Linked DNA regions of Homo sapiens: region 2 is linked to region 1. Evidence: chromatin loops called from intact Hi-C (ENCODE). Cell type or tissue: PC-9. All regions are shown on one strand. Region 1 has its middle 20 kb from the start of CELA3B. Region 2 overlaps USP48 (ubiquitin specific peptidase 48).

Region 1 (4,000 bases):
CAACCTGGGCAACAGAGCAAGACCTTGTCTCAAAACAAACAAGCAAACAAAGAAACAAAAAGGGTACAATGAACAGCCAGCTGAAGAGGTCAGGAAGGGTCCCGAGACTGGAGGATGCCATTACTGAGACCAATAGGACTGGAACAGGCTTTAGAGACCATTTGGTCCCCTATTTGGTCCCCCAAACTCCTCCTTTTCCAGTTGGGCAAACTGAGGCCCAGCTCATTCAGCAAATTAATAACAGAGCCGGGTCTAGAACCCAATTTTCTCAACTGTCAAATAATGGTGGCAACAGCTAGTATTGATTGAGAGCCTACTACATTAGGGATAAACCTGGTGGAGCAGATATTATCTCAGGTGAGGAATTTGAGTCTCAGAAAAGAGAAATAACTTACCCAAGGTAACCCAGCTGGTACAACTGGTACAAAGAAGAACCTCACTGCCAAATTCCTCTCTTGGGAAAATGACTCTTTTTTGTTTGTTTGTTTTTGAGACAGAGTCTTGCTCTGTCACCCAGGCTAGAGACAGAGTCGTGCTCTGTCACCCAGCTGACGTGATCCCAGCTCACCGTAGCCTCCACCTCCTGGGCTCAAGCGATCCTCCCACCTCAGCCTCCTGGGAGAAATGGCTTTTACCTCACAATGTTATTGAAAGGATGTTGTCATCTAAAGCATATTTGCAGGAAGGAAGAAGTTGTCATCTGTTGCTCCCACATCTTAGTGGGGTTGGCAGAAGGAAGTCTGCTCATTTGTCAAGGAAACCCCCCACCCCCCACCCCAGCTGAGAATCAAGATTGCCAGGAGCCACTCTGCTGGGTACAAGAAAGAACAGGGAATATTGGCTTTTCTAGTCAACAGCTGAAAGCCATCCATTTTTCAGGCTCAGCAGCCAGAGGGTGGGAGGACTACGGGGGCAGTGGGAGCCACGCAACAGGGGCAGGCGGAAGAGAGAAGCTGGAGAAAGGTCTCCTGTGGAGTAGCAGTCACAGAGCAGTGTGGCAGGGGCTGCGACTTTGCTGACAGAACATGACAGTCACAGAAGGTGGGGCAGCAAGAGGGGCTGAACACTGACCCAGAAGCAGAGATTCCGAGTGAGGGGTGACAAAAGGCCATAACAGCCTTCTGGGCTCCTTGAAAAATAGCAGGGAAGGCTCTGGACTTCCCACAGCCCGCGGGATGGAGACTTGAGCCATTATATCTGACGATTAAAGGAAAGGGGCTGGGCGCGGTGGCTCATGCCTGTAAACCCAGCACTTTGGGAGGCCGAGGCGGGCGGATCATTTGAGGTCACGAGTTCAAGACCAGCCTGGTCAACATGGTGAAACCCCATCTCTACCAAAAATACAAAAGTTAGCTGGGTGTGGTGGCACGTGCCTGTAATCCCAGCTACTCGGGAGGCTGAGGGAGGAGAATCACTTGAACCTGGGAAGGAAGGTTGAAAGGCTGAAGTGAGCCGAGATTGCACCACTGCACTCCAGCCTGGGAGACTCGGTCTCAAAACAACAACAACAACAGCAACAAGTCCTAATGTGTCATATCTGCCAATTCCTGTCGTCCAAATATTTTCCTTATGGCTGATTTCAAGCTACCTGTGTTTTAACAACCATTCACCACATTTCAGAACATTTAACAGTTGGCTCTTGTGGGCCAGCACACGGCTGCAGCCACTCGTAAGGTAATCAAGCACTCGGAAGTGTGCCTGGGACACGGGGAGCACGTTGTGAACACTCGCTGTGATTGCGAGCCAGTCAAGTCAACAGTGTTCCGGAAGTCCCCTCCCCACCTCCACTTCACAGAACAGGAGATTGAGGTTTGGAGAAGTTCACCTGTTTGCCCCAGGTCACAGCACAAGCCTCTTACTTGCCGTCCTACCTTCCGTGGGCGCTGTTCTCTCAGCAAGGTTGTACATAAGCCTGCCTGTGACCGTCCTCCTGCACCCTCCTTACAGGGACTTTCCCGGGCCCCATCAAGATGGGAGCCCTGCTGCCTCCCAGATTGGCTGCTCTACCTGCAAAGCCCTCAGGTAGCTTGGCGGGCGGGAAGCTCTCCCTGGCAGGGACTCCTGCCAAGACACTCCTGCCCAGTGCTCCTGAGCTCAGATCTGCCCTGGCTTGTGCCTGCCACATGTGGACTTGGGGAAGTGCTGTTTTTGGCAGTGGGTGAGCAGGGGCCCCATATCCTTGAGGGTGTTAGGTGAGGAGGACGCGTGACTCATTGTGCTCTGGTGGGTATAAGGCTGCAGCCGGGGGAGGGCCAGGTCCAGGCCCAGGAGAGATTTTCCAGTCTGGCAGGCAAGTTGGCTCAAGGCCAGGTATAGGCTCAGGACACAGTGCCAACAGTTGCCTGAGGCTGGACACAGATGCCCTTCGGGCAGGGTGGAGGGCTCTTGGCTCTAGCTGTCCCCTGAACTGACCTGGGTGTCACAAACATGTGGCTGCTGAGCTGGGCTTATAAGAGCCATGTGGCTGAAGGGATAAGGGGGCACTTCCCACTCTCTCAGGCCCCAGGGAAGGAGAGAAACTGCTGAGCGGCAGGTGAAGGCTTAATGGGCAGCACCTGTGCTAATGGGTCAGGGTCCTCAGGTCTCTGGAGAAGGGAGCTGCTCCCCCTACCCAGGGGAGCACAGAGAATGAGATGCCTTGGAACTTCTGTGCTTGGGGTTGGGGAAGGGCCCCTAGTGTTCTTGGTGAGCACAGGATGGGCAGAGGATGTTGGTGGGACTGTGGCCCTTGGTGGGTGGGAGGGGGGATAGGTGAGAATGAGGAGAGCCGGTTGGGGGTGGGTGCAGGGGGAGGGCAACGGATGATGCAGAGCTACTTTTCAGCCAGTTTATCCTTGGCAATGAAGCCAAGGATCCAATGCTGGAGGTGGTGGAGAGGGGCCAGGTGGGGCAGCGGGTACCACTGTGGCTGGAGATGGCAGGACAGGGCACCCCACCACCCAGGACCTTCTGAGACTCTGCATCTTCTCTGCAGCGCTGGAAGCGGGGGCAGCTGGGCTTGGCTGGGGAGTGGAGAATGGGGCGAGTGGGGGATGGGACTGTTGCTGTCCAACATCCTGGGTCTCCAGACTAGACCCCTCCCAGTGCTACTCAGTTCACAGGGCCACTTCCTGAGTCCTCACCGAGTGGGAGGGACAGCCTACCCTCTTTTGCACTTAAGAAGGCCAGGTTCTCACTCAAGCCTCCTGGGCAAGCTTGGGCAAGTCTCTAGCCTTCTCTGAGCCTCGATTACCTCATCTGGAAAACAAAATACCTCTTAGGGGTGCTGTGAGGATTAAATGGGAGGGAAGGAGGCTGAGAAGGGCCTGGGACCCACAATATCATGTTCTATGGCACATGATATATGCCTCACAAATATCAGCTTCCCAGGGTTGAGCCTAGGAAAGAGGTGGGGCAGACCTCTTCCCCATATCCTTCCCATCATGCGCCCCGGGCTTGGAGTCAGCTGGACTCCAGCCGGCCCAGCCTAACTCCAGCCTGGGCCCTAAGAGCCCAGGATCGAAGGCCAGAACTTCCCCTCCCCCACCAGGAAAGGGGCCTCTCACTTCCCACTCTTGACTCCCAGCCCCTTCTGGCTCTGAAGGCCTCTGGGGCCTTCAGTGGGGCTGGAGGTTCCCCTGAGGTGGGAGGCTGCAGAGGGACTGTCCTGATCTAGGACACAGCCTGGCTTTCTGGGAAGATGGAGGAATAGCACATTCTTCCTGAAATAATTGTCCTAGAGCTATTTCCAGTGCCTCTTAGGCCAGAAATGGGTAGTGATCTCGATGCCTGGGACCTTCGGGACAAGCATCCTAGAGAGGCCCAGCCCTCTTGCTGGGTGCCTGCCCACCCGGCCCCCCCACCCAGAGCTGAACCAAGCCCTGGCTCAGGCCCCACAAGGGAACTGTGGACACCGCTTCCCTGGTCCACCGAGCTCCCTCGCACTCCTCTTCCGCTGGCTGCGGGCCGCCCTTCTGATCCCTCCTCCTGGCTCCCTGTTTCAGCAGCTGAAACTACCCAA
Region 2 (4,000 bases), 190 kb after region 1:
AGGAAGAAGCAGAACCTCTGTAAATGACCATTTGGAGTGAAATCCCTACCCCCTTTCCCATTCAAAGGATGAATCTTTGAACTGCATAGCAACTGTGAAATCTTTGATTATAAATTTTCCACTCATCGTGTGTACTCTTAAATGACAGATCATTGGAGATCTACCAAAACAGAACTGAAAGTGTATCTCCTACCTATAGTCAATATATTATAGAAGGAACTTAGTCATTCATACCCTTTGATACCTAGCCTACTACTTTTCTACTCCCTGAACACAATTTTTGACTTGTGGAACATTGTTTTTTTTTGTGCTGTGTCACCTAGGCTAGGGTGCAGTGCCATGATCTCAGCTCACTGCAACCTCCGCCTCCCGGGTTCAAGTGATTCTCATGACAGCCTCTGGAGTAGCTGGGATTACAAGCATTCGCCACCAAACCCAGCTAATTTTTATATTCTTAGTAGAAGTTTAGTAGGGTTTTGCCACGTTGGCCAGGCTGGTCTTGAACTCCTAGCCTCAAGTGATCCTCCCGCCTCGGCCTTTCAGAGTGCTGGGACTACGGGTGTGAGCCACCACATCCAGCCTGGAAAATCTTTTTGTTACAATTTTGGGCATCATTCCAGATTTCTCCTTTCCTTTCTTGCCTGTTGCATCTTATTAGTCCCCAGTTCTATTGATTTCTTCCCATCAATATGCTTGAACTTCCTCCATTCCTATTCCCACTGAATTGCCTTTTTTTTTTTTTTTTTTTTTTTTTTTTTTTTTTTTGGAGATGGAGTCTCACTTTGTTGCCCAGGCCGGAGCACCATGGGATCTCGGCTAACTGCAACCTCGGCTTCGTAGTTTCAAACTATTCTCCTGTCTCAGGTGATCCACTCACCTCAGCCTTCCAAAGGGCTAGGATTACGGGTGTGAGCCACCACACCCGGCCTAAATTGGCTTTTTAAGACCTCATCTTCCACTAGAAAAATTGTTAGTTATGTCTCACACCTTGTTTAGCTTCGGAACGTCTCATGCCTTGTTCAGCTTCGGGCTGTCCCCCCCTTTTTTTTTTTGACAGAGTCTCGCTCTGTCACCCAGACTTGAGTGCAGTGGCGTGATCTCGGCTCACTGCAACCTCCGCCTCCCGGGTTCAAGCGAGCCTTCTGCCTCAGTCTCTGGAGTAGGTGGGACTACAGGCGCGTGCCACCATGCCTGGCACATTTTTGAATTTTTAGTAGAGAACGGGGTTTCACCATATTAGCCAGGCTGGTCTCAAACTCCTGACCTCAAGTGATCCGCCTGCCTCGACCTCCCAAAATGCTGGGATTACAGGCATGAGCTACCACACCCCGCCCGGTCTGTCCTGTTTACTGCTGCCAAAGTGTGTCCCTGGCCTAAAATCACAGCAGATGTCTGCTTAGTACGTCATAACCAAACCTTTTGGAACCTATCCTCTGCCTAACACGTTGGTGTTCTCATACAGTGCAGTCTTGGAACAAAGTACCCATTAAATTATCTGAATTCCTTATCGTACTATGGCATTGCCATTGTGCTGTTATTACTCAAGTTTGGTGGACCTGTGCCCAGAAGTAGAATTATTGAAACAAAAACATTGTTGTCATTTAACATTTTTGAGATGTTTTCTTTAGTTATTTTTCCTGCAGGGTTATATGATATTTTGATTTATAAGAAATATATGCTTAGTCTTTGTACTACTTCTGGCACAGCTCCTAAAACCTTTGGGATCTCTGAAGTGACTAAGTGTCTTTTTGTATGCTAATGAAATGACTGATGGCTGGGAGCTCTTGGTAGCCTCCACATGGGCTGGTTGCCAGGAGAACCAACCACGATGAGAGGTTTAGAACTTTTTAGTCTGACCTCTGGGAGGGGAGAGGACTAAAGGTTGCTAATCTCCAGTGGCCAGTGATTCAATCAGTCATGCCTATGTAATCAAGTCTTTTTTTTTTTTTTTTTTTGAGACGGAGTGCCACTCTGTCACCCAGGCTGGTGTGGGGTGGCACAATCACGATCTCGGCTCACTGCAACCTCCGCCTCCCGGGTTCAAGCAGTTCTCTGCCTCAGCCTCCAGAGTAGCTGGGATTACAAGCACCTGCCACCATACCTGGCTAAGTTTTGTATTTTTAGTAGAGTCAGGGTTTCACCATCTTGGCCAGGTTGGTCTTGAACTCCTGACCTCATAATCCACCAGCCTCGGCCTCCCACTGCGCCCAGGCTTTTTTTTTTTTTTGGAGACAGGGTCTCTCTCTGATGCCCAGGCTGGAGTGCAGTGGCGTGATCTCAGCTCACTGCAGCCTCTGCCTCCCGGGTTCAAGCAATTCTCTTGTCTCAGCTTCCTGAGCAGCTGGGACTATAGGCATATGCCACCACACCTGGCTAATTTTTTGTATTTTTAGTAAAGATGGGTTTTCGCCATATTGGCCTGGCTGGTGTCAAATTCCTGGCCTCAAGTGATCTGCCTGCCTCAGCCTTGCAAATTGCTGGGACTACAGGTGTGAACCACTGCTCCCAGACACTGTCTCATATTTTGTGAAACACTCAACCTCCTTGATCTGTTTTGATAGTTGATAGACACAGGTACACATAACTGTTTTTCTACTGTAAGGAAATTGGCACACACATGATGATAAATGATCCTTGATACCTGGGGCCTACTCCTAAGGAGGGATAAAATGGAGTTAGGGGCATTGGAGAATGACGAATGGGAGAGGCTACAGCCCTCTGTGGTTGGCATTCTGCTGTGCTGCTAAGGCTGGCTTTAGAAGTAACAGCTTATAATTAGAACTGTGATTTGTGTCTGCCTGTCCATCCGTCCTCCCTCCCTCCCTCCCTTCCTTCCTCCCTTCCTTTTCTTGAAACAGAGTTTCTCTCTAGTTACCAGGGTTGGAGTGCAATGGCATGATCTCGGCTCACCGCACCCTCTGCCTCCTGGGTTCAAGTGATTCTCCTGCCTCAGCCTCCTGAGTAGCTGGAATTACAGGCATGTGCCACCACGCCTGGCTAATTTTTTGTATTTTTAGTAGAGACGAGGTTTCTCTATGTCAGCCAGGCTGGTCTCGAACTCCCGACCTCAGGTGATCTGCCCGCCTTGGCCTCTCAAAGTGTTGGGATTATAGGCGTGAGCCACTGCGCCCAGCTGTTATTTGTGTTTGTTAAGTAGATTCTTTACCTCTCCAAGTAAGAGAACAAACACAACCCCGCCCCCCCATATTGGGCTATGTATGAAAGGCTTAGCAACAATTTAGAAGTTTAGAAAGCCCAAGCCCTTTTAATGCAAAGCACCGCCATTGGCTTTTTGGTTCCCACCTGAAGTGTGGCCATAGAGGCTCGGGAGCCATAGGTTTGGCCTGGGGTGGTAGTCTATCACAGGTCACCTGCACTTGGCATTCTGCTGTGGTGGTGTTCTAGCCGACTGAAGACGTATTCAGTGATACCTAGCAAGCAATTAATTTAAGAAAATTTAAAAAGAACAATGCCAGTGTTGTGGGGCCTAATAATACAGATTGCTCCCAGCTTCTCATAGTAGCTTTTGAAAGTCTTATTGTGGTAATATTTAGGCCATAGGTTGTGTTTGCCTTTTGATGCCAGCTTTAGAACCAGTTGAGTATGCATGATTTTTGGGTGGGGACAGGGAGAGCCTACCTTTTCTTCATTGTCTGAATTATTTTGCTATCAGGAACTGGAGACTAAAATCTAAACAGATCCAGTGGAACTATTTTCTGAGAATGATGTCTGTGTTTGACACATGGGAGTATCTGTTTCCCCAGCCAGGTCGTGTGAATTTTTTTTTTTTTTTTTTTTTTTGAGATGAAGTCTCGCTCTGTCGCCCAGGCTGGAGTGCAGTGGCGTGATCTCGGCTCACTGCAACCTCCGCCTCCCAGGTTCAAGCAATTCTCCTGCCTCAGCCTCCTGAGTAGCCAGGATTACAGGCGCCTGCCACCACGTCCAGCTAATTTTTGTATTTTTAGTAGAGATGGGGTTTCACCATGTTGGTCAGGCTGGT

The links. Hi-C counts contacts between places; a loop is a spot of excess contacts. Peaks named below come from ENCODE experiments on the same cell type or tissue, not always from the same donor. Only the 100,000 strongest peaks of a DNase experiment are listed, where the experiment ranks them.
Region 2: a loop joins it to region 1, with 6 times the contacts of the local background. A loop is called at or near these places in 3 of 110 quality-filtered maps.

What each region holds. Positions count from the first base shown.
Region 1 is chr1:21,955,215-21,959,214 of GRCh38, reverse strand. No RefSeq gene overlaps it. Among named protein-coding and RNA genes, the nearest start is that of CELA3B, 20 kb to the left of the region's middle. In PC-9, no CTCF peak of the experiment used is centred here; DNase peaks (open chromatin) are centred at 424 and 2,194; H3K27ac peaks cover 618 bases.
Region 2 is chr1:21,762,667-21,766,666 of GRCh38, reverse strand. The region is part of intron 1 of USP48 (ubiquitin specific peptidase 48); the gene reads left to right. Among named protein-coding and RNA genes, the nearest start is that of USP48, 18 kb to the left of the region's middle. In PC-9, no CTCF peak of the experiment used is centred here; a DNase peak (open chromatin) is centred at 1,706; H3K27ac peaks cover 1,770 bases.